Regions from separate parts of the Mus musculus genome. Here regions 1 and 2 are each linked to region 3. Evidence: chromatin loops called from intact Hi-C (ENCODE). Cell type or tissue: heart. All regions are shown on one strand.

Region 1 (8,000 bases), 170 kb after region 3:
GAGGGAGTTTAGGAATTTGTTTCTATTAAAATATAGAAGTTATTGCAAAACCCTAACTGTAAAAACGCACCAATATAATCAGACTTCACATACAGTAGCTGAGAGAATCCAAACATTGCAGCAAAACTGAATTTGCCTGGCAGGATGCTGACAAATTCCCATCCACTTGCTCTCTTGAAAGTAAAAACAAAATTCAAAACAAATCATACAGCTAGAATTTTGATATCTGAAATATTTTTAAATAAGTTGTCCATAGGACAACTGGCTCAGCTCTCCCTTATAGTATCTCCAGGTCTATCTTTTTGCAAAGATGTTGGTTTGTTAAGACTTGTGGCCTCTCCCTCGGGTGTGAGGGCAAGTGAGGCTCAGTTTATCCATCTTCCCCAAACCACACTGTTCCTTTTCACAGAACCCCTGCCGAGACTGGTCAAAACTCGTAGTCCTCATCAGTCATATCAATGGCCCAAGCAAACTTCTCCCTCTGGGTTTTGTTGTAAATCTTCTCAATTGGGACCCCCCACTTTTTGCACCTGTAAAAAAAAAAAAAGAAAGAAAGAAAGAAAGAAAAAAGAAACGAATAAATATGGAGACAACAAAGGAGATTAGTCTAGCTCAATGATAACCCATAGCAGGGGTCCAGAGCTTTCTGGTGCACAAAAATATTCAAAGGACTTTATTTTATCAGCTCATTCTTTATCTCAGAGATCTCGAAAGCAGGCATGGGCTACTATACTAATGTGCCCATGGGGCACCTAGGATATTCCATGTACCTCAGCAACCAGAGCTGTAGGCTCTCCTGGAAGAAATGTAAACTTAGACACGGCATGAAGGAGCTGGCAATATCCAAGAGACTTTCTGCCTTTCCTTAACCAAAAGCAGGAAATCTACACAGGCCTAAGACTTACCAAGCCACTGTGATCCTAGGGTCCAGATAATTGAGTTTGGAGGTCCCCAAGGCAATTTGTTTGTTCTCCTCTCGATCTGTGGCTTGAACTTCCAGCTTCATCAACTGCTCTTCTAGTCTCTGTACAGCCTTCTTTTTTGACTCTACTACCCTGGAAGAATGGCAGAATCATACATTAAGACTGACCTCTGGACAAGAACAAACAAGTATCCTATATACTGCTTAAAGGAGAAAATCATGGAAAATTTCCTCAAGAAGTATTTGAAAACAGCTGAGAATGGTGGTTTATCCTAGGAAGCCAAGGCTACATAATGAGACCATGTGAGCTGGAACACTCAGGCCTCTGAGTGATGGTGCCAACTGTTCTCCCTTATCCAACCCTTGGTACAGTGTCAGGTACATACTTCTTGGTCTTTGCATCCTTCATGACTTTGGCATCAGCCTTAGCACTTTTCAGGTCCCTTCGAGCATCTGCTAACTGATCTTTCTTGGCATCAATCTAGATAGACAGAGAAAAACGGCAGTGCAGTTAGGAATAAAATGACCTGGAGAGGGAAAGAAGCTTCATCTGAGAACGTAAAACTGGGAGCTGTAGTGCTTCCTAGTACAAAAAGGCTTTATGAAAATGGTGGACAGTGACTGCAGAAAACAATCCAGCTGCTGTCTGCTGCTCATTTACGTTCTTCGGTGAACAATATAAGGTTCTGTAGAGTAACCTGGAAATCTGGTTGTACTCTTTCAGGAAAACACACTAGCTTTAGAAAACAGAGGAGGACCCAGATGACAGCTATTTTCAAATTAATCCTATGCCAGACTTTAGCATTCTTTTGTTTGTTTATGAGTTAGTTAGTTCGTTAGAAAGAGACTGGAGCCGGTGGTGCACACCTTTAATCCCAGCACTTGGGAGGCAGAGGCAGGCAGATTTCTGAGTTTGAGGCCAGCCTGGTATACAGAGTTGAGTTCCAGGACAGCCAGGGCTATACAGAGAAACCCTGTTTCAAAAAAAAAAAAAAAAAAAAAAAAAAAAAAAGGAAGGAAGGAAGAGACTAGAACTCACTCTGTAGACTAAGCTGGCCTTAAACTCAGTGATCAGTGATCTTCCTGTCCTTGACTTTCAAATGCTGGGATTATAGGCGTGGGCCACCACTCTGGGCCTTTAGCATTCCTTCTGAGACTACCAGAGGAGATACACACATCTACTAAGCAAGCCTGCCAAATCTGGGAAAGAATTGCCAGCTTTGGGAAAGGATATACTAAAGAGGATATCACAGGAAATTATAAACTGGCAAGTAGACATCAATGAGGAATTGCTTCAACTTGGCTTACTATTTTAGAAAGTAAAGGAGTCTAAAGTGAGAAGAAAATTAGTCATCATTCAATAAGCATCAATTGAAGTTTTCCCTCCACAGAGGAAATCTTATGGAATCCATATCTACAAGGAAGAGACAGAATAATTCCATCATTCTTTCCTGCTTGTTGAACCCACAAAACCTAAATTCTGCTTTGGGTGTTGCTTAGAAACAGCAATATGATGATATTGTAGCTAATGCTGGTGAGTTTGTGCTGCTGGATTCTAAAGAATCCTATCCCCATAATCACCCTGCTGACCTATGAGGTCAAGAGAATATCCCAGAGTGAATACATGTTGACTTACACACATTGGGTTGTTGTTGACTGAGCCTAAAATTTGTTAGAAAAACACCACACCCATTGCCACCCTCTACCCTTCCGGGGGTGGGGGTAGGGGACCCACATAAAATGCAGCCCAAGATTAGAAACAATTCACCATTGTGAGAGAATCATTAAATGTTTACTGTTAGTGGCTTCCTTCCACTATCTATGTTGTACTAGAACTGACTTTGCACACAAAAGCATTGGAGCCACAACTAGGCAGAGGCTTCTTAGACTAGAAACACAGCAAATCACAGTCGTAACCATTTCTGTGAATGCTAAACTGGCAAGCTATGTCAAATTCTCTCAAAGACTCCATTGACTGACTAGGCAACTGGGCGTGTGTTTACTTTGTGGGCACACTGGAGAAGGTTCCTACACTTGGAGGGCTTCTTTGGCAGACAGCCCGAGCTGCTCAAACAGTGGTTTCAAATGAGAGCAACAAATGACCTCCTCATTCTCCAGGAAGGGTCTCCTGAACTGTGTAAATAGCACCTGGTACTCATACTTTATTTATTCTGGGCTTGGAATGACAACACATGAGGAAAGTAAGCAGCATCAGAGGATCTCCATCTAACAGGGCAAAGCAAAGGCTCATGCTCAAAAGGCAGTCTGTGGGGTTCTTAGCTTGCTGACCGTCGTCCTTTGCTGACCTTAGGTGCAGATTTGAGATTCACTCCCTGTGGATCTGGAGATCCTTTCAGGCCAGGGGTATCAGAATCTCTAGGTTGTAGCTTTAGATTAATATACATTATGCCTGTGTTCTCATCTTGCAGAAATCTCAATAGGGGAATATTCTAAGCCTGAAAATATGTGTTAAGTTTCATTGCAAAGCAGTTTCTAAAAGTAAATTGTCCAAGTATAGAATTCTATAAATTTGGATTAAAAAAAAAATGCATCTGTACTTTGGCTACTCTCTAGTTGACATTATTTCCTCTTTAACTGTGAGCAAGAATCCAAAGAAATAACTTGTCTTGTGACTATTGCCAACAGATGGTGAATACTTTCCTGTTATGCATTGCAGTGTTGCAGAACTCTGGAAATGTCACTTTTATTATCATTGTCTTAAACTTTATAATTGTTAGGATCACCTCAAGATCTTAAATGAGGATACTTATTCCTAAGCCACAGACTGTGTGTATTAAATGTTTTCCATTGTAACCCTGTGTGTCTGTTTTAACATGTTCACTGTGGATTTAAATGCATAGTTAAGCAGCCAGTGCCGAGAGAGAAACAACAACTTGTTCTCGTATCAGTCTCTCCCAATAGGGCACAACCTGACACAGTCATATCTGACACACCTCAACCGATGTAAATAGTTGTTCTAGGATTAGGAGCGAATTAAATGCCATTGCTTCACCATCTTTTAAACTTCAAACAATGTAACAGGATTCCTCTCCCTTCCCCTGCTTCTGCTTTGGGGATCAAGCCCAGGGCTTCACATATGGTAGACAAGCAAAGGTGGGTTCTGCCACTGAGGTGTATCTTTCTGTCATGTTTCTTAGCCAGATCACCGAGACTTTATTTTTGTCATGCTAGGGATGGAGCCCAGAGCATGCTGCACACAAGGCAAGCATTCTACCACGAAGATTTCCATTTTCCCTAAGTATAACAAGGACAACAACTAGCAATTCAGTGGTATGTCAAAGTTAGCACTTCAAAACAGAAAGTGGCTCATAGAGAACTTGTGTCTCCAGCACAAATATTTTAGGAAAAAAAAACAATGATACTATCAAATTATTTCCATTTGTTGAAAAAAAATCTTTCTAAACCGACCCAGATTAGCCTGCTGTTATCCCAGGCCATACTATGTCAGATTCCAGAAGCCTCTGCTTGTCAGAAGACATCAGACATGGACTCCCTTTGCTACCCTACCTTTGGACCCACCATACCTTAGACTGCAAGTTCATCATTGACTTCTCAAAGGTCTTTGGTGGCGCCCTCTGGTGGTTACAAAGAATTGCAACAGCTCGATTGGCACGGTTATAAGATAGAATCTTCGCTGGTACATTCTCATCAGCTACAAAGAAATATAATAGTAACTGGGTCAGTTTGTATACCAAGAATATACACATGAAATGCATTCTAGATGTTTTTACAAACCTTCAGTTTATCATAACCAAGTTTCAAGGTCAACATTTGAGTCAAAGGCAGTAAATTTCTACATAAACCTGAATGAGTTTCTGTCACAGGAGGAATTCTGAGCCTCTCTTTTATATTTTTCTTTACCCTTACTGGATTTTGTGTCCAGGTCTCATTATGAAGTCCAGGTGGTCTCTAAACTGCTAAGTTCCTGAATAGCTATAACTACTGCCCAGCTTGTCTACATTACAGGGAAATCTATATTTTTGGTTTTGTTTCTTAAAAACTTCAAGAGTTGGGCCTGGAGAGATGGCTCAGCTGTTAAGAGCACTGACTGCTTTCCAGATGGTTGTGAGTGCAATTCCCAGCAACCACACAGTGGTTCATAGTCATCTGTAATGGAATCCAATATCCTCTTCTGGTATGTCTGAAGACAGTGACAGTGTACTCACATAAAACAAGTAAATCTTTAAACAAACAAACAAACCAAAACAAAAAACAAAAACCCAAAGCCCCCAGACCTTTATACTGCTTTTCTTATTCCCTGTCTCCCACTTACTAGGCAGATGTAGCAAATGCTGCAGCTGTGCTAGAAGAAATGACTACAGGAGAATGAGATGAAGGGATCCTAAGCTATACTGCAGGGGCTGCAGAGAAGGCTCAGTGGTTAAAAAATACTTGCTGCTCATGCAGAGAACCTGGGTTTGGTTTCATCTATTACTCTAGTTCTAGGGATCTGACTTTCTTTCTTTTTTGTGGAGGGGTAGGAGTGGGGATGGGGTGTTCTTTTAAGACAGGGTCCTTGAACTTGCTCTATAGACCAGGCTAGCTTCAAACTCAAGAGATTTGTTTGCCTCTGCTTCCAAGTGCTGGGCTGCCACCAACACATCCAGGCTTTTTAGCCACTGTTTAAACCAATCCTAATTACTGATCTCCAGCATACCATCTCTGGCTCGTCTAAGAGCATTTGATACATTTATAGAAGGCAGTGGAAATTCAAGTGGCAGGAGCAGAAGGGTTGCCTACAGCCTCAGCTGTGGGTAGGCTGAAGCAGAAGGTTCACTAGCTTGGATCACATGATGAATGTGCCCAGCCTTTAGCTACAGTGTGAGAGTTTGTTTTAAATGGAGAGGAAAAGAAGTTCTAAGGTCCCAGAGGTAATTATTACATACTATTATGAAGACCAAAAAGAAAAAAAGAAAAAGATTTACTACTACATTTTTCTGGTAACCATGACAACTCTATTCTCCCCAATTTAACACCACTGCCTATACCCTCTGAGCTTGTAAGTAACACAGATAAAACATAAAAATTTTTAGACCAGATGCAAAGCTCTTGTTAGTATTCTATGAGATTAATCTAGAGTTTGCAGCAGCAGTGGGAAGAAAGGCCTTGGTTTTGCTTAGACAGCAAAGCCTCTTCAAGAGGTTGGCGGGAAAGAATGAAGAGAAGGAAACTGGCACCATCCCAAGGACAACCATACAGAGTATTACTTACGGGCTGTGAGCTCTTTAAGCTGCTGCTGTAGTGTGATGGAGGCATTGTAGGTACGGAACACCTTGGCAGTCAAGCCCTCCATGAGATCCTGAAGATGTTTATTTAGAATACCAGTCTGCATTAAACACGACAACAAAGAGGATATTGGAACTGAGGTAAACACCAAATCACCCTTTCCCTTACAGTGAATACTAGGAGTCCTTGTGCCAGTGCTGCCACCATCCTGCCAGTTACTGTCCTGTCCTTCACAGAGGAAGTTAGCAAAGAGGGAAAATAATTCCAGAATACAGGAAGGATTGCATAGTGCCTTTCTATAAAGTACTTTAATCTTAAGTTCAAGACAACAAATTTTTTCTTTCTTATAAATATCTCTCCCAGTAAAGAAAGCAAGTGAAAGCCTTAGGTCTGTAGCAAAGGCAGCTGGGCGTCTCATGAAAGCATGAAAGGATGAAAGGAAGAGGGAAGATCCATGGAAAGCTCAGCTCCCTCTGCCTTGCAGCTTTGGTAGGAATCCACAGCACCACCCACAGGGTGGGAGGAGGGAGGGTCTGCTGCTGGTTACAGATGACTGAGTGCCCCAAGGGAGGAGGGATATGTAGAATGTCACTGGACAATCTAGACTGAATGGACAGTCCAAATACCCTTTGACAACTCTTGACCCCAGGAGCTTGAGATTGCCTTGGACTTTAGCCTAGTGTCCTGTGTTTACTCACATTAAGTCGATCAAAAAGATCGTCCTCAGGCTGCTTGTTCTCCATAAACAGTTGTAAGTTTTTAAAAACCTAAAACAAGTCCAATTATTATTTTAAAATTTTTTAGAAATAATTTCAAACTCACAATAACTTTCAAAAAAGAGAAAAGGTAGAAAGACAACCTATATATATTATACCCAAATTCTTGTTCTGCATGTGTAAATTTACATAAATACCTAAGTATCAGTTCTCAGCCATTTGTGGTATATATTGTAACTCAAATAGGATGTTTGTTAGCATCAAACATCCTGGCATCTACTTCCTAAGAACAAAAACACTCCCTTATAGCCAACCTATGCTTACCCTAGTTACTCGATTGAACTGGCACCCACTGTTATCGAATGGGCGAAAGTAGTAGGTACCTATGTCTATCTCATGGGTCTACAGAGATGAGCTCAGAGACTGAGAACTGAAAGATTACCATTTTATTCAGTTGGGGCTTGGACTGGGGCTAAGAAAAACCACAAGATAACAAGTGATCAGCAGATGCTGTGATGCTTAAATCACTAAAGCGGCTGTGTTCAATCTTAACATTGAGTTTGCTATAAAGGCTAACTCTCTGCAGACTCTGTTATAAACTGCTTCCAGAGATGGCCACAGGTTCCCAGCAATGTAGCAGAGGTTGCAGGGCAGGCATGAAATGAGGCACACCATATACCAAATATTATCTCTTTTCTTTCTTTGAGATCAATTTTACTAGAGCTCATCAAAATGCAGAACATGCAAAAGCCCTCAAAAAATATTTGCTGAATAAACAAACATGTAAAAAGAGCAAGCTAGAGAAAGAAGCACAGGCCACATGAACTTACTCGTTTCTCAACTGGGACTTTGTTATAGTATCTGATTGAGTCCTTCCCAGGAAAGTCAAATTCCACCACATACTCCTGACCATCCAATTCTGGGTGTAAATTGATGTGTTCCACTCTAAGTGAACAGCAGCCCACAGTGTCTGCCGTCTCTCCTTCTTCCTTCTCATTGCCTGCTCTCAGAGCAAGCTGTGCAAGAAAGGGAACAGAGTTGTTCAGAAAGAGATGAGTGAAGAAACATAGACCACATATAATCTCAATGACACTCTAAACCAGAAGCCCCCAATT
Region 2 (8,000 bases), 130 kb after region 3:
CTATCTCTTGAGTCCTTGGTGGGCAGGTTCAGAACACACTGGTGGAGACGGCAGGATCAGCCTGCAGGGAGCTGTAGAGTCTTCCTGATAAGACACAGTGACCCATGGATATAAATCCTCTGGGGATTTATATCCTAGGTGGGGAAAGCCTCTAAGGGAAAGATGCACTTAACTAAAATGTAAGGCAGGTCTGGGCTTGTTTTGGTCACTAAGTTGGTGGGGTAACCTCACACTCACTCAGCAGATCTGATATGGTCGAGGTAAGGAATAAGTTGAAAGACAAGTGACTGTTTAGTCCCTGTCCTCAGCTAAAGTCCAGGGTGAGTCTGGCCCCAAGTGAGGCCCCAGCTCTCTCTGTTAGGGGCACAGCTACTTGTGATTTTTCTTAGTAAAGGCCACAAAATGTTTCTGTCTTTTAATCCCGCATTTCAGTCCTATACCCCTGAAGTCACAGGCAGTGACTTCTTTTGTTAACGTGTTTTCACTGGTAACACTCAGTGGTCCCTCTTTACTTGTCTCTGGCCTGCTAGCCAAAAGGAGTCATCTCTTGGCTTGTATTCCTGTTATCACTGCCTTCCCTTCCAACCCCACTCTTTTGGTTTCCTCTGCCAAAGATAATGGTTCTCAACCTGACTTCTCATTTTCATGCTCCAGGGAGCAAAGCCCTGACAACAGTATTTCTCAGATGTACCTGAGGGTGTTTTTAAACAATGCTTGGCTGAGATTCTACAGGTCATAACCCAATGGGTGCAAAGCAGTGTTAACCAAGCTGTCACATGTAGGGACACACTGGATGAATCAGGCAAGACAGCCACGGGGCACCAAGATGGGTCTCCTGGATCACTCAACAGTAGTCAGGTTTACCTGGGGGATTTAAGTAATGAAACTGATCCTTAAATCTACTCCACTGAGAAGAAACCACTACCTGAAGGGAAATATGGTAAGGGGACAAGACGTGTGAATCACGGTTCTGTGAAGCTGTTTAGGAGGCAGTGCTGAGCCTCTCTGGGAGACTTGCTCAGAAAAAGGAAATTAAGATGCTCAGCACCAAGCAAAGCTGTCATGTAGCAGTACTGAGTACTGAAAAACATGGCTCCTACCTTCTCCTGGGCCACAAGACTCAAGGATGAACTCAGAGAGTCTGAGGACCTGATACACTCCACCCACCATTTCCTGTGTGTGAAAGGATCCCTCCCCTCGGTCTGTGATGGGACAGGAAAATTTTCCATCAGTGGTTGTCAACCTTTCTAATGCTTCGGCTCTTTAATACGGTCCCTCATGCTGTAATGAACCCCAACCATAAAATTATTTCACTGCTGCTTCATAACTAACTTTGCTGTTATAAATCATAATGTAAATACCTGATATGTAAGGCATCTGATATTGGGTCCCAAAGGGATTACAACACACAGGTTGAAATTCACTGCGTTAGATGAAAGCTACAGACCCAGCCATCACCCAAATACTTATGCTCTGTGACCTGAGCCAGCTAGTTCAGCACATGGTACACGCTGCTTCACTGTGGCATGGTTTTGTCCTGCTCCAGCAAAGTGCTGCAGCAAAGCCTCAGGAAGGAATAGGCCTTCCTCAGCATGGGAGGCACAGAGGTTCTAACTGGCAGATGAAGAGGCAAACAGACGCACCTGGCAGCACATAACCAAATGCTACTTTTTTGAAGTAGGTTTCTGTGCAATGGAGACTGAGCTTGCCCCTTGATGGGGTGGGCAGGCTTCAACAATACCATTAGAAGATGGGGTGGCAGAGGGGCCTCACATTTTAGAGCCACAGGGAAGAGCTGTGTGACTTCCCAGGTCTCCAGGGATATTATACCACACTTGCTTCTATTCTCAATCACCATGTTCTCCTGAGCCCCCAAGAAACAAACAAGTTAAAAGAAAAAGGACATGAGGATGATTTATTTGGCAGTCAGATCTTAAGAGGGCAGCAGAACTAGCAAATGGCCAACCCTGAGCCCAAATTTGGGCAGTGGGTTTGCGTGTGCTGATGCTGGCTATGCTGAGGCACCTTTGCACCCACAGGCCTGGACCCCAGCCTCTGTTCTCAGAGGTGGGGCTTACCTTCCCAACCTTCCCATCTCCTTTGCATCTTTTTACCAACTGCATAGAAACTGCACCAAGCAGCAGCTTAATTTGGTACCTACTGCCTGACTCCACTTACCTATATCTCCATTCCTAAGGGGAAGCATATCGAGTCGTCTTTGTCATAAAAACAAAAAAGCTCACCAGGGTAGACATTGCTCTTCTCTCTTCCTGCCCCTCCACCCTTCTTGACAGTGCCCTCTCCCAGTACAACACCCCATAGAGCTGCTGTTCCCAAAGGCTCTGTGCTGGGTCTTCCCTTCCAAGGTGAGGAGCAGGACAGAATAACTTAGTTACAATACCACTGAGAAGAAAAAAAAATTAATACTGCTATTTTTATCATGATCCCCTGTATCTTTCAGGCTGGGTAGTGTACCCAGCCATGGGCAATGTGCCCTTGTGCTGTGTCTTCCTCCATGGGCAGAGCAGAGCCTTCTCATTATAGGCCCTGCATTCCTCTGTCCTGGCTCCAGGGCCAAACTGCAGGGCATTTACTCTTTCACCCTGTGGTTTTAAAGCTACAGGACAATGTAAACTTTGTTTCCCTGGCCCACCAAGGCTCCTCCTCCTTCTCCTTCTCCTCTTTCAGGAATGTGTCAGCAGCTCCTTGAGACCTCCTATGCCACCAACTGAGGCAACTTCTCTTTCCAAGGGGCTTCAGCCCTACTCCTGGCCCAAGATGGAAGGACCCACCTCCACATTCAGGGCCAGATGTGTGTGCTTAATTCGAGACACAGTACAGTTTTTTGCCTTCACCCAGAGCTGGGCAGGGAGGCCCAAAACAATACATATCATTAATGGCTTGGTTTTGTCTAGCCTTCACTGCTGGAATCCAGGCTCCAGGCTGTGAGACCAAGAAGGCTTTACAGTAGACAGCTCCCAGAGAACCCAGTTCATGGCATTCCACAGGTGGACAGCACCTGCTGCTCTCCAACTAGGTGGGGTCTGACTAGAGGCGGTTGTCTCCATTGACCCGAGTCCTTCTTGGGGCCCTGAACAGAAGTGAAGTGTCCTTACTGGCCTTGCAGCCAGACAGGACAACCCAAGACACACGGTTATCCCTTTTCCACAGAGGAGAAAGCTGCCAAAGGATTGATCTTTCTGGCTCCAGCACCCTTCCTCCAAGGTCCCACACTGGCTAACTTCCCCTCATCTCCCTCACCTTCGTTCCCGACTGTCAAAATGGTCTGCTAGATGCTCCTGCGAGATGCGGAAATCTTCAAATGGCTGCTGGTATCTGGCTTCAAAGGACCCTTCCCGGGCCCGGACATGGAACAGCTGGCTGGAGGCATCTGAGGCCCGTTCCCTTAGGGATATGCCACTGAAAGGACTGAGGTCACCGTTCTCCTGCTCAGCAAGGGAAGTGCACAAAAGTTGAGGTCTCTTCTGCATCTCAGGGGCTATGACTGAACTCTCTGCTCACGCTGCTGTAGTTACCTTAGCAGGGAAAATGTCAATCTTGATGAGCAGGGAGGCCAACTCCAGGTCTTCACTGTAGTTGTTCTTCAAAGGCACTGCTCTATATCCTAAGAGAAATACCTGGCTCTCAGCCTATCAAGTGTCAAGCAAGTGGATAAGCCCCATCCTGACAGCAAGACTTTATAAGGAAGATTCCTCACCTGTCTTCAGGCCTTTTACTGGGAAAGTAGCCTGAGCCAAGAAGTTCTGGTCACTAAACATGTCTTCCTCATACACCACAAAGCGCAGAAAGGCAAACTCTGGGTTACTGATCTGGAAGTGGAAGGGCTTAGCAGGCCACACAGGGTTCAGTCCGTTGTCCACTGTGAAAGCAAGGGCAAAAGCTGAGGCCACATCTACGGGATGTGATGACTGGTGGAGAGGTCTTTAACACCCCAGGGGAATGATGGGTAATGAGGGAAGACTGACTTACCTACAAACTCCGTCTTTTGCTTGGTGCTGTCGTACTCAGCCCCAGCCACCTCAATCTCCACAAAAGGACACACAATACCCCGGCCATTCTTCGGCAGATGCCTGGCCCCCAGCACCTGTGAGGCAGGCAGGCAGAGATGGGGTGATGACATCCCCCCAGCACCCCGAACATCCTCCCAGCAGAAGCTTGGGGAGCAAATCGTGGAGGAAAATGCACCATGGAGGCAGTATGCCCCCTGCTGGGCCCTGAAGGTGCTGCCCATTAGGCCGCTCATTGTTCACTCCAGAGCAAGCTGTTGGCTGTAAAACCCTGAGCTTTAGCTAAGTATCATGCGTACTTGGCAGTCCATTTCATGTTAAATCCATGTCTGTTCCAATGTGGGAATCTTTTAAATTATTCCACTTTAGAGGGAATATCTGGAAAGTAGCAGTCATGTCCATCTGTGGCTCTGTGCTCCTAAGTGTGCTCAGCTGGCCATAGACTATTCTTACTCTTTCCAGACTGTTCAGGCCACCCCTGCTGATTCCCATAGCGAAGGCTGAGCTGACCCTTGATCACAGCATTTCACCAGACATGGACTGGGGAGCTCTATTCTAGGAACTGGGAAAGGCAAACAGGCTGCTGGTCATGCTCTAGCAAGCTCAGGTTTTGCTTGGTCCTGCAGACAGGAGCCTGGCTCAGCACAGGCCCCTTTTAGCCTGATTTGTGTCATTCTGACCAGGTTTTTCCTTCCAGGTAGTGACTTTTCACAGGTTAGCTTTAACCCGACATCCTAACTCATTTGTGCCAAAAACTGGCCATGATCAGCCATGCTACCCCTGGGATCCCAACCTCACAGAGAACCTGTAGCTGGATTTCCACTTCAGGTGGTCCTACTTCAAGCTCAGGAATAGACCAAGATAAGTTCTCTTCCCCAATGTAAAGCAGAAATGCTGCTCACCTCTGGCCCTGTACCCTTTCCCACTTGTGCTGACCCACCTGGTCGCCACCTTCTTAGCAGGTTTAGTATCAATGGTCTTCATAACCCTTTCCCACCCTGAAGAACCCAGACAAATATACTCACCTCAATGCAAATGACACAGGGTTCCAGACCTCGGAGACTGCTCTTATCAAAGGGGTCAAAGGCTTCGTCTCTCATGGTGCTTGGCTGCAGCACATAGCCACAATGCCCACCAGCCATGAAGAGGGCCTGGTTCATCTGCATAGGCTTGTCTGCAAGAGTGGGATTACAGTGTGCTCCAGTGGAACTGCCCTAAGTGTCTCTCCCCACCCACAGAGACCCCCTCACCTGGGGTCTGGAAATTGAGTGCTACAAGCTGGCTACCGCAGATCCACATGGGCAGAGGGTCATAATTGGAGGAGTCTAGCCTCTGGCCCTTAGGGTAGATGCGCGAGAGCTGCAGCCGGTTGTACTGGAGGAACTTCTTGCCTTTGGCCTTGTTCACATACTTCTCAGCCTTGGTTTCCGGAAAGGAGGACATGTCCCGGTAACAAGCACGTTCTGTGCCAATCTCTGAGCCAAACAGTGAGAGCGTGTATAGAGCGGCCCCCTTGTGTAGTGTATGTAAGGGACAGGGTATTAAACGCCACTCTCAAGCCACCAGCCCCTCAGCACATGCACACCACACCTGGCCCCAGCCTTACTCTCTTCATCAAAGGGAACGGGCCGGCAGTAGACCACAAGCTCGGAGAGCTCCAAGGCGATCTTCTTCCTCCTCTCCATCATCTTTCCCTCAGTGAGCTGGTGACACACACAAGGCCCAGGCTGAGCCCTGCCCAGGAGAAGGAAGCTCCTACCAGCCTTGGGTACACACACACTTCAGGTGTTCTGAGGCCCTCTTCTCTCCTTGCACATTTTAAATAGCAGCAGACACTAAACAAAACTACTGGCTCCCAGTTTTGGCCAAAAATTATCTCTTTCTTCGTCTCCACAGATACACTTGTTCCCCAACCCTCTTGGGGTGGAAGTCTCACCATAACTTAAGTGCCAAATGACCTCACATGGAGCTAAGGTCGGCAAGGCCCTCCCAATAATGCTTTCTGATTATTCTTTACCTAGCCTCGTCCTTCAGCAAAAACACTGCTTCCCGGTTCCCTGAAGCACTAAGGCCTTAAGCCCACCTGGCAATGTGTGTGCCTTAGACGACCTTACCATCTCACGTCCCCATGGCCAATGCAGCCTTCCTCCTCCCGTTCCCGATCTTAGCTGCAGCCTACTCAGGCACTCCCCACACTGTTCTTTGTAGTCTTCTCCTTCAGGGGCTCCACTATTTATAATCTTTCTTTTCATTCCAGGCTAAATCCAGGCAGGGTCTAGCCTGCCAGCCACTGGATCTTTCAGTACCTTGCCCTCCGGGGCACACTAACAAAATCCTCAGCATTGTGTCTGTCCCCAGTCACAAATCTGCTCACCAAATGCGCTGGGGGGACAGGCTCTAAGTAGAAGCTTCCATACATCTACAAATGCTTCGCCAGGCTCAATGGAAGAGGGCTCCTCCAGAAAGCTGGTCCTTCCAAACAAATACATGCTACCCACTATCCACAAACTCCAACTCCCACTCTGAACTCCCTACAACCCACTGCCATCCAACCTTCTCATGACACTAAGACACCTCAATAGTGTCACTAGGAATATCTGCTGCTTTTAAAGCTACAGGACACCATACCTCTGTGGCCCTCAGCATAGCAAAGTTCCACTACTGTGGGTATCTGTAACTTCTCTGCCTCCTGTCCCAGACCCATGCCCTGTTACAAATGTTTACGTGAACCCTCTTCCTCTCTTCTAAGCCTGATCTGACTCCTGCTGCCAGCCCAGGACCTCTCTTCCCTCTTGCCTTACACTCATTCAGGTGATCGAGAGTACTTAATGCTCAACATTTCCTAAGCCCATCCATCACAATCCTGTCTTGAGTTTGTTCTTTTGGGTGCCTTATCTAAGGCCTGGCCACATCAGTTGCCTTCTCTAGAGGAGCTCGCTGGGGGTTGGAGGCCTTGGCTCCCGGGCAGGCCCACATGTTGCCCCCACAGATCCCAGTAGCACCTTCTAAGCTGTGGCAGGTTCTCACCCTGGCATCTGCAGTCTGGGCAACTTCACGGATCTTTTTCACCCAGTCCTGTAACTCCTCCTGTGAGTCAGCTGCAACATCCAGGGACCACTGAGCCACTGATGGCATGCTGATGGAGAAGACGAAGAGCCGGTTGTTTTTGCCCTCAGGACGGATGGCTGTTGGGGGTAAAATAATACAGGGCTAGGAATGCTCTCTGGGCTTTCTAATGCTGTGAACCCTTCAATATAGTTCCAACCATAAAATTTTTTCATTGATATTTCATAATTTTGCTACTATTTATGAATTATACTGTAAATATCTGATATGCAGCGTATCTGATATGCAAACCCTGGGAAAGGGTTGTTAGGCCTCCAAAGGGGTTAAAACCCACAGTTTGAGAACCACAGCCATAGACACTGGCTCAAAGGAATTCATTCCATTTCTTCCTGGCCATACTTATAAGCAGGCAAAACTGGTATATAGATCCGATTTACAGAGGATACTGTAGCTCAGACATACCATAGTAGTTATGGTGGAACCAAGGCTCCAACCCAGCTGAGACTCATGCCTCTTCCTTGGAGCCATGCACTGTAGCCCCCACCCTAACCCATCTCCAAGCTTCTGTCACAATGCTGTGGTCTAAACCATTAGGACTGGATGTCAGTCTGTCAACATCTCTGCCAACTTTTGACTCCACTGTACTTGGCAGAGGGTAAAATTTGGGGATGACAAAAGAGTCTGGGACTTCCATAGTATAAGAGTAGCCTCTGGGAACTCGGCCACTGGATTCCTCTCCAGAAGCAGGAGGAGTGACAAGGACACCCTGACACTAAGAGGAATCATGAGCTAGGAATTAGATCTCACCGATCTGACAAGCTGGCACATCTAAGACCCCTCGCAGCAAGTCCCCCAGTGGGCTGTTCTCATCCAGGTGCTGTAGGAAGCAAAACCCCAGGATGGTCA
Region 3 (8,000 bases):
TTGCTCCTGTTTACAGATGGACTAGCTGACGCTTCAGGAGGTGGAGTGACTTGCCCAAGGTCTCACACAGATAAAAGAGGGAACCTGAGGTTCAAGTCCAGGTCTGTGTGAGTCATGTCCAGAACCCCTGGCAAGAACAAATAGAAAGAAGACTCACTGTGTAAAAAGGGCATTGTGGGCAGTGCGGAGAGCCTCCTAATGCAGGTAGCATCCTAAAGGAAGTCTTCCATTTAAGACATGGGTCTAGGGCTGCAGAGATGGCTCAGCCATAAAGGCTAGGCTCACAACCAAAATAAGAAATGGGTCTAACTAGCTTGCTGCTCCCTGACCCTAGAAATCGAGTGGGCTCTTGCATATGAACTTCAGGTACCTAAATCTCTACTGAACCCTATTACTAGTCCAGACACCAAGTAAGGTCTCTGAGTAGCTTAAGGAACCACTCCAGCCTCACAACCCCTCCTTTTTCCTGGTAAGATGAGACCCACAGCCTCACTCTAGGGTCTTCAGGCATTGTTCTGAGCTAGTCTCTAGCTTCAGACTGGAATTCAGCCAGGCAGGTCCTCAGACCCACATTCTGGCCAGTGCTGTTCTATATCCCAGCCGGACTGGTTTCTCCAGCTTCCCTGCATGAGGCAGGGTGGAGGTGAAGGAGCAGGCTTCAGTGGCAACCAAGAAAAGCCAGGGCTATAACGAGAGTCGTGACGAAGCTGACATAGTGTCCCCTCATCCTGCTCCACCTGAACCAGACTCAGCTCATCACACCTGTTTCACTGCCAAGTAAGAGACCTACTGCTCTGGCTTCGAGGACTAAGAGCCAGATCCAACACAGGACAACAGGTCACCCTCCTCTCTCAGATCTTGCCTAAGAATTCCTGGAGGACAAAGGTTCAAGATCACCCTTCAAAGAAGCTAAGCGGTATACCACACTTTATGGAGATAATAGAGCACAGATTGTGTGTGTGTCTCGGGGGTGAGCAGGAAGAGAGGCTATGACTAAGGTCTCCTGAATTCTTAATTAGTCCATAGTCCCCAAACCATACCACAGAGAGCAGCCACCTCTTCGCAGACCTGTGATGCACCAAACTTGGAATGTGGTCTAGGAATTGGCATCATAAGAGTCACTGGGGATTTGTTAGAAATGTGGGAACTCAGGACCCTTCCTAGGTCCACATGTACATCGGAACAAAGTCCCTCGTGGTGCTTGCACCCTTGAACATTTGATAGGAGCTATCTCAATGTCTGTAGTGACTTTTGGAAAAGTCTGAATGATCAGATCTCAGTGGGTTTTGAGGGAATGCTGCTATCTGGTTGGTTCTTCCTCTGTCTGTGTCAATAAATGGTGCACTTCAAGAAGACTCAGACAGGTGAAGTGACTTGCCCAGAGTTACATCTCAGTTACTGTCAGAGTGGACATTAGCACCCAGGCAGTCTGGTACCCTTACCCACAGTGCCCTGTGGCCATTCATGATCTAGGCATCTGATAATAAAAGTCTTGGCCTAGCCAGCAGGAGGCTAAGTCAAAATGGGGTGGCATTAAACTCTATGGTTCTGTATTGTCACTCAAATCCAATAATAATTTTGTCTGAAAGACACCTATTGGCTCCTTGGCAGGAAGCTTCATTCTGCTCTAACATCAAGCTCAATGACTACAGACTGAGACAGACTGATAGGACAGACACCTATCTGTTGAGCAAACCTCTAGATCAGTGAGTCTAGGAAAAGCAGAGAAGACCCAGGGGTTTCCAGGAACAAAGGAGTAAGCATGGGCGGCCCAGGGTAGGGATGGAACCAAAGCAGCCTCAGACCTGCTGGGAGTGAAAGAACTGTGAAAAAAGGGTGGTGGCAGGCTTGGTTTGCTCTAGCATGACATCTCAACTGCTGTTTGGAACCAGAGCAATGTGTGTGTGTGTGTGTGTGTGTGTGTGTGTGTGTGTGTGTGTGTGTGTGTTGTAAGACCATTTGATACCAGTAGGCTCCCAGCTCCCATCCAAGGCTGTGTCAGCCAAATTGTCTCTAGATGTTAAATGCCTCCTAGGAGTGCTAGGAGTGTAGCCCAATGGGAAAGGACCTGTCTTTCCTATGCAAGGCCCTAGGCTCAATCCACAGCACTGCAAACAAAATCAAATGTCTCCTTGGGAGAAAAACCATCCCCAGTGGAGTGTCACTAACCCAAGCAAAAGGAGCTGGATGGCAGAGGTGGCTACATGGGATGATGTCACCAGAATTATTCGGGTTCATTCACGGGTTCTCAGTTTCCCTTGTAATATAGGCCTTAAGTCAGACTCATCTCACCTAGACTCCCACTCTCTTGGGCTTCGGGTACCTCTAAGTAAAATCCTACCCCTACCCCACAAACACCCCTAAGGAAACCTTTTTGACTTTTTTCTTCCATGACTGTCCTACTGTTTAGGCTAAGTACTAGAGACTCAGATTATTGATGGCAGCAAAGCACTGTGGGTAAGAACACCACAGTGGCTGAGTTCTAATCTATACTTTGCCCCTTCCCAGGGCAAAATGCTTCATTTATCTGAGGTTTTCTTTTTAAGTATTTTTGTTTTAATTTTTTTTCTGTGCATTGGTGCTTTGCCTGCATCTATGTCTATGTGAGGGTGTCAGACCCCAGAACTGGAATTACAGATGTGAGCTGCCATGTGGTTGCTGGGAATTGAACCCGGGTTCTCTAGAAGAGCAACCAGTGCTCTTAACTCTGAGCCATCTCTCCAGTCCCTATTTATCTGAGCCTTCGTTCCAGCTTCTTTAAGTGGAGATAGTATCAGGCAGGGATGAGTACCCGCTGAGATAATTTGGATACAGCCCTGTTGTACAGTAGGTGTTATGCCTGTGTGTGACATCTAGCAGAGACACCAGCATCGTGACTTTTCCACACTCACTCAGGCTGTGGGCTGTGCAGTAGGCCAGTCTCTACTTGCAGTTAACAGTTTAGACACAGTAGGCTGCCACCCAACACCATGACCAGTGGGAACCTCACTATTTACAAAATAGAAAGGTGAACTCCAGGCTTTGTGGAGTACCTTGTTCAAGCCAGGCTAGATATATCCTCAAAGTTCTAGGGCTAGCTTGTCTCTACCACAGGGAAGCCAAACCAAGGTCCTCTGGACTCTTGGGACCCCAGATATTGAGATGGGGGAGTTATGGAGTGGGGATGACTTTCCAACTGCCACCAAAGAGAGTAGGGGTATAAGGAGGGGCCCTTATACCAGGGAAGCGGTCTACCGCTAAGTTACAATTCCCCAGCATTGGGAAACTGCCGCTTCAGTTCCCCTCATTGACAGGCAAGACAGGCCAGACAAGGGCCAGGGACACTCTTTGCAACTGAGGACTCTTATTACCAAGGACACGCCGCCAGTCTTGGGAAGCCTCTCTAAAAGGTTCTGGCATTCCTCTCTAGCTTCCTAGTCCTGGCTATCCAGGGAGCTCGCAGGGGAAGGGGCAGGAAGTGAAGCCAGCCTTCCCCTACTCTTTCCCTAGCTCCCTGTGGTCTCTGTCCCTTGACGTGAAAATGAGATAGAACAGAGTGGAAGAAAAACATATTTTGTTTTCCTATGGGCTAGGTTTCTACGTTGAAACTTCCCTCCCGAGGACCACTGAGACCCAGAAACGCCGCCTCTACCTGTACGCAGAGGTTCCACAGGTAAGGGTCCAGGTCCCGGCACTTCCGCTTTCTCTGAGACCCGGTGAGATCCGGTCTCCACTCCTTCCACCAACCAGGTGCGGCTCTCACTGTTCCCGGTCAGTCCAGGCTCCACCCTTCACTTCGAGAAGACCCCGCCCCCGTCCCGTGGTCCCACTCCAGGGCGCCCTTTTTCCTATGGGGAGCAACAGACTTCGGGGCTCTGACTCGTTCCCAGCCACACCCGTGGCCACACCAGCTGTCACGACAGGAGCACGAAAGACGTACGGACTTTAGAACCGCGTCTACCTACGTCCTGTTCCTTACTACCTGCCTCTGTGACCTTGAGCGAATCTCCCACGGATACCAGAGGAAAGCTACTTGTAAGATTTGACGGAGAACACGAATATCTTTGTCGAGGGCTTGGCGCTTGTATTTCCCATCCCGGGAACAGCGTTTCTTGATCCTCCACACCCCCTTTCTAGCCGAGGTCTAACTACCTATATGCTCACAGTTGGAATGTCTTATTTGCTCAGTTAATGTCAGTCTTGTTTGTTTTTGCATACTGACATCAAAACTCGGTGGTACACGCAAAGAGATCTACCACCGTTACACCACCCAGCTTCAACCGAGCTTGAACGCCTTTAAGAACGGACCACCTTCATACGCTCAGTGCTATTGCAAACCTGCTCAGTCATCTATCAGACACTTTAGCGAGTGGGCAGTGCGCTTAATACTACCACGGGCCAGCAGAGGGCAGATGGTGACCAGTCTTCTCACCCAATCACACTTTCTCACCACCCAACACTCTCAAGAGCAAGACAAGTGAGCAGATTTGTAGGCAATAAACCCAAGGGGCCAGCCAGGAATGACTTTGAATCCCTGACTCAGAGACCTCTCCGACTACCTGTATGGATGATCCCTGCAAACAAGATGTGCTGGAAAACATGAGACGCTGAAGGCGTTTGTTCGAAAAAGCACACACGGTCAGGCTTTGCCTAAAAGATGGCTCATTCAACCCAGCACGGTGGCGCACACCTTTATACCAACACTGGGAGGCAGGGGCAGGCAGATGCCAGAGTTTCAAGGTAAGATGTCCTTCAGAGGTAGTTCTGGGACAGCCAGGGAGACCCATAAAAACCCTGTCTGGAAAAAACAAAACTAACAGACAGACACACAAACAAAAATGGTTCAGCCAGTAAAGGTGCTTGCTTCTGAGTTGAATAACCGTAATCCACACTTACAAGGTATCTCGGGCAGGCTGTGAAGCCATCGTACACGCTGTATACACTCCAAATCAGTGGTTCTCAAACTTCCTAATGCTGTGACCTGATTCAGTTCCTCATGCTGTGGTGACCTCCAATCATAAAAATTATTTTTGTTGCTACTTCATAACTGTAATTTTGCTACTGTTAAGAGTCATTATGTAAATATCAAATATGCAAGATATCTGATATGAGACCCCTATGAAAAGGTCATTTATACCACCCCTAGGGGTCTCCACCCATGGCCTGAGAACCTCTGCTCTAAGTAAAATGTATTTATTTTAGGATAAAGTCATAAGAAGGCAGACCTAGAGGGATGGGAGTGGAGAACTGGGAAAATCAAGCTACAGACAGGACTGGGCTGTGAGGAGGGAGAAGCTGTTGTCATAATGTGACAACAAGGTGACAGAGCTTGTTTAGAAATGACTGCCTTTTGTTGTTCTTCCTGTAGTTGCTATCTCAGAGGAGCCCTGCTGGAGGCAGAGCAATTGAAAGCCCACCCTGGGGGTTGTGGCCTGCCACAAGCTTGCCTGTGGCGCCATTATATATATAAGGTTTACCTGTGATGGTAAAATCCTGGAAACGGGAATTCTCAAAGAAGGGAGGTAAGAAGGTAGGAGAGGCCACAGACTGAGGCGTCTGATGTCAGAGTCAAGCTTTTCCTTGTTTAAAATTGGGATCTCACAGTCTTTAACCCCAGCTCTCAGGAGGCAGAGGTAGGTGGATCTTTGTGAGTTCGAGGCCAGCCTGATCTTCATAGTATGTTCAGGACAACTAGGTCTTAAAAAGGTCTTGTCGAAAGGAAGGAAGAAAGGAAGGAAGGAAGAAAGAAAGATGGGGCTTCACTATATAGCTTATATAGAACAGGCTGGCCTCAATGCAAAGGACTCTGCCTGCCTCAGCCCCCCTCCGGAGTGCTGGATTAAAGGTGTGTCCGGCCATGCCGAGCCTAATCTATTGTTTTGTTTGTTTGTTTGTTTTTGGTTTGTTTTTTGGTTTGGTTTGGTTTGGTTTTTTGGTTTTTCAAGATAGGGTTTCTCTGTAGCCCTGGCTGTCCTGGAACTCACTCTGTAGACCAGACTGGCCTTGAACTCAGAAATCCTCCTACCTCTGCCTCCCAAGTGCTGGAATTAAAGGCATGCACCACCACTGCCCGGCTATTGTTTTATTCTTAATATCACTTGCAAAATAGTGATAAAATTTACCTTGCAGGATTATATTGTGAAGATCTGATAACCAGTTGTCCTCAGTCTTGGGTGTATATTTAAATCCTCATGCCCTTGACAAAGGCTGACCATGGCACTGAGATTTCAAAACCCCATGTAGTTTTACTGAGCTAAATAAATGCTGAGCAGAGCATGAGGTGCACATTAGGCATTCCCCGGTGTTTACTGAACTTTGTGTTTAGGTGTGTGGTTTGTGGGGGGAGGGGTAGAGTGGGGGAGGGTACAGTGGATGGGGAGAGGCATGTCCCTGAGAGTCTGAGTTCATACCGATGCTGGAGAAAAAGCTACGCATCTTCACTATCACTCTCTACCTTAATGCTTTGAGATGATCTGCTCTGAACCAGGAGCTTGTTTTATGGGCTCAGCTGGCCAGCCAGTGGTCTCTCCGGATCTACCTCTCTCTATGTCACAGAATGCTAGATTTATAGCACAGCTGTGACTTAATTTTTTTGTTTTGTTTTTTTTAACCAAGATAACAGGCCTGTGCCATCAAGCCTGGTTTTCGTTTTCTTTTCTTTTATTGTTTTGTGTGTCTGGGTGTTTTGCCTGCACAGACGTGTGTGTGTGTGTGTGTGTATGAGAGAGAGAGAGAGAGAGAGAGAGAGAGAGAGAGAGAGAGAGAGAGAGAGAGAGAGAGAGAGAGAAGACCATCCATGTGCAATGCCCCCAGACACCAGAAGAGGGCACTAGCTCTCCTGGGACTGGAGTTAGAGCAGTTGTGAGACTCCATGTGGGTTCTGGAGCTCAAACATTGGCCCTCTGAAAGAGCAGCAGCTCTTAACCACTGAGCTATCACTCCAGCCCTCATGACTGGCATTTTATGTGGGTCCTTGGGATATGAACTCATCTTCATGCTTGCAGGACAACAGCTCTTACCATTGAGACATCTCTCCAACTCTTTCTTTTTGTTTTATGTGGACTTGTTTTGTTGGGCATAGGGGGCTGAGATTTTGCTATGTTGCCCAGGATGACTTAAACCTCCTGGGCTCAGCTGATCCTCTGGTATCAGCCTCTTTATCAGCTCTTACTACAGGCTCACAGAACCATGACCAGCTCTCGGCTCACAGTTTTGAAGATGAAGCACAAGTAGTTTTTATCGTTCCTTATTAAAGGGGGGGAAAAGGTGCATAAGGTTGCAGAAATTGGATTTGCATCAAGCTTGGTTTTGGAACGTTGAATCATCTAGAATGTGGTAATTATGGAGGGGTGTAAATGGGTGAGAGGCAGTCTTCGGTGATCATCCTTGTCCTAATACCCAGCAGGGGCTATCCTGCTCTAGCTTGTACCTTATAGCACCACTGTTGGGGTATCCTTTAAGTCTGAAAGGATCTTGTGTTCTGTGTTGGCTTTTTTTCTCTTCTTCCTGGGTGCGTGTACTAGCTTTGGCCTATACCACTGCTGGCTGTCATTTTCTCATTAATCCAAGATTAGAGGTGGCACTGCCTTCTGTATGGAATTTTGTAGCCTATACGCTTCTGAATCCACAGGCAGGTTCAGTGACTATTTACTTTGTCCCACTACTTCCTTGCGAGTGAACCCAGCCTGAGGTGAATGGACGCTTTGAGCCAGGCCTGCAGCTGTGATCACATGTCATAAGAAGCAAGACTGGCTGCCAGGAGCAGAGCCTCTCCACCAGTCCTAGTGGGACAGGATGCAGCATAGCTGGTGTTGGCTTTCCTTAGGGAGCAGGCCTGAAGGGTAGGAGGCAGGCAACTGGTATACTGCTATTAGCAAATAAAACCAAAAGATACTAGCTGTTTTAATTTTAGATCCGCATTTTTTAGTATGTCTCATGTAATATTCATTATTTATCTCAAATTCAATACTAACTGCGTGCCTTCACTTTTTCTTTGTTAAGTATGGTGAATTCATGTCTGC

What was found. Peaks named below come from ENCODE experiments on the same cell type or tissue, not always from the same donor. Only the 100,000 strongest peaks of a DNase experiment are listed, where the experiment ranks them.
Region 1: it touches region 3 in a loop (5-fold over the local background); 24 of 42 quality-filtered maps call a loop at or near these places.
Region 2: a loop joins it to region 3, with 5 times the contacts of the local background. A loop is called at or near these places in 17 of 42 quality-filtered maps.

Annotation. Positions count from the first base shown.
Region 1 is chr2:160,713,982-160,721,981 of GRCm38, reverse strand. Top1 (topoisomerase (DNA) I) reads right to left here. Exons shown (of 21, transcript NM_009408.2): 15 at 7,716-7,901; 16 at 6,868-6,936; 17 at 6,155-6,269; 18 at 4,468-4,595; 19 at 1,309-1,403; 20 at 906-1,055; 21 at 1-530. The coding sequence ends at 428. Among named protein-coding and RNA genes, the nearest start is that of Gm52567, 13 kb to the left of the region's middle. In heart, CTCF peaks have their summits at 4,323 and 4,524 (motif pointing left); no DNase peak of the experiment used is centred here.
Region 2 is chr2:160,757,185-160,765,184 of GRCm38, reverse strand. Plcg1 (phospholipase C, gamma 1) reads right to left here. Exons shown (of 34, transcript NM_021280.3): 24 at 7,902-7,971; 25 at 7,056-7,213; 26 at 5,635-5,731; 27 at 5,279-5,503; 28 at 5,054-5,202; 29 at 3,991-4,105; 30 at 3,719-3,880; 31 at 3,537-3,625; 32 at 3,262-3,446. Among named protein-coding and RNA genes, the nearest start is that of Plcg1, 30 kb to the right of the region's middle. In heart, a CTCF peak has its summit at 4,231 (motif pointing left); DNase peaks (open chromatin) are centred at 2,436 and 4,064.
Region 3 is chr2:160,883,849-160,891,848 of GRCm38, reverse strand. Lpin3 (lipin 3) reads right to left here and starts at 3,681. Exons shown (of 20, transcript NM_001199118.1): 1 at 3,632-3,681. In heart, CTCF peaks have their summits at 4,368 (motif pointing right), 6,819 (motif pointing right) and 7,762; DNase peaks (open chromatin) are centred at 3,858, 4,368 and 7,728; H3K4me3 peaks cover 1,644 bases; H3K27ac peaks cover 1,249 bases; H3K27me3 peaks cover 1,656 bases.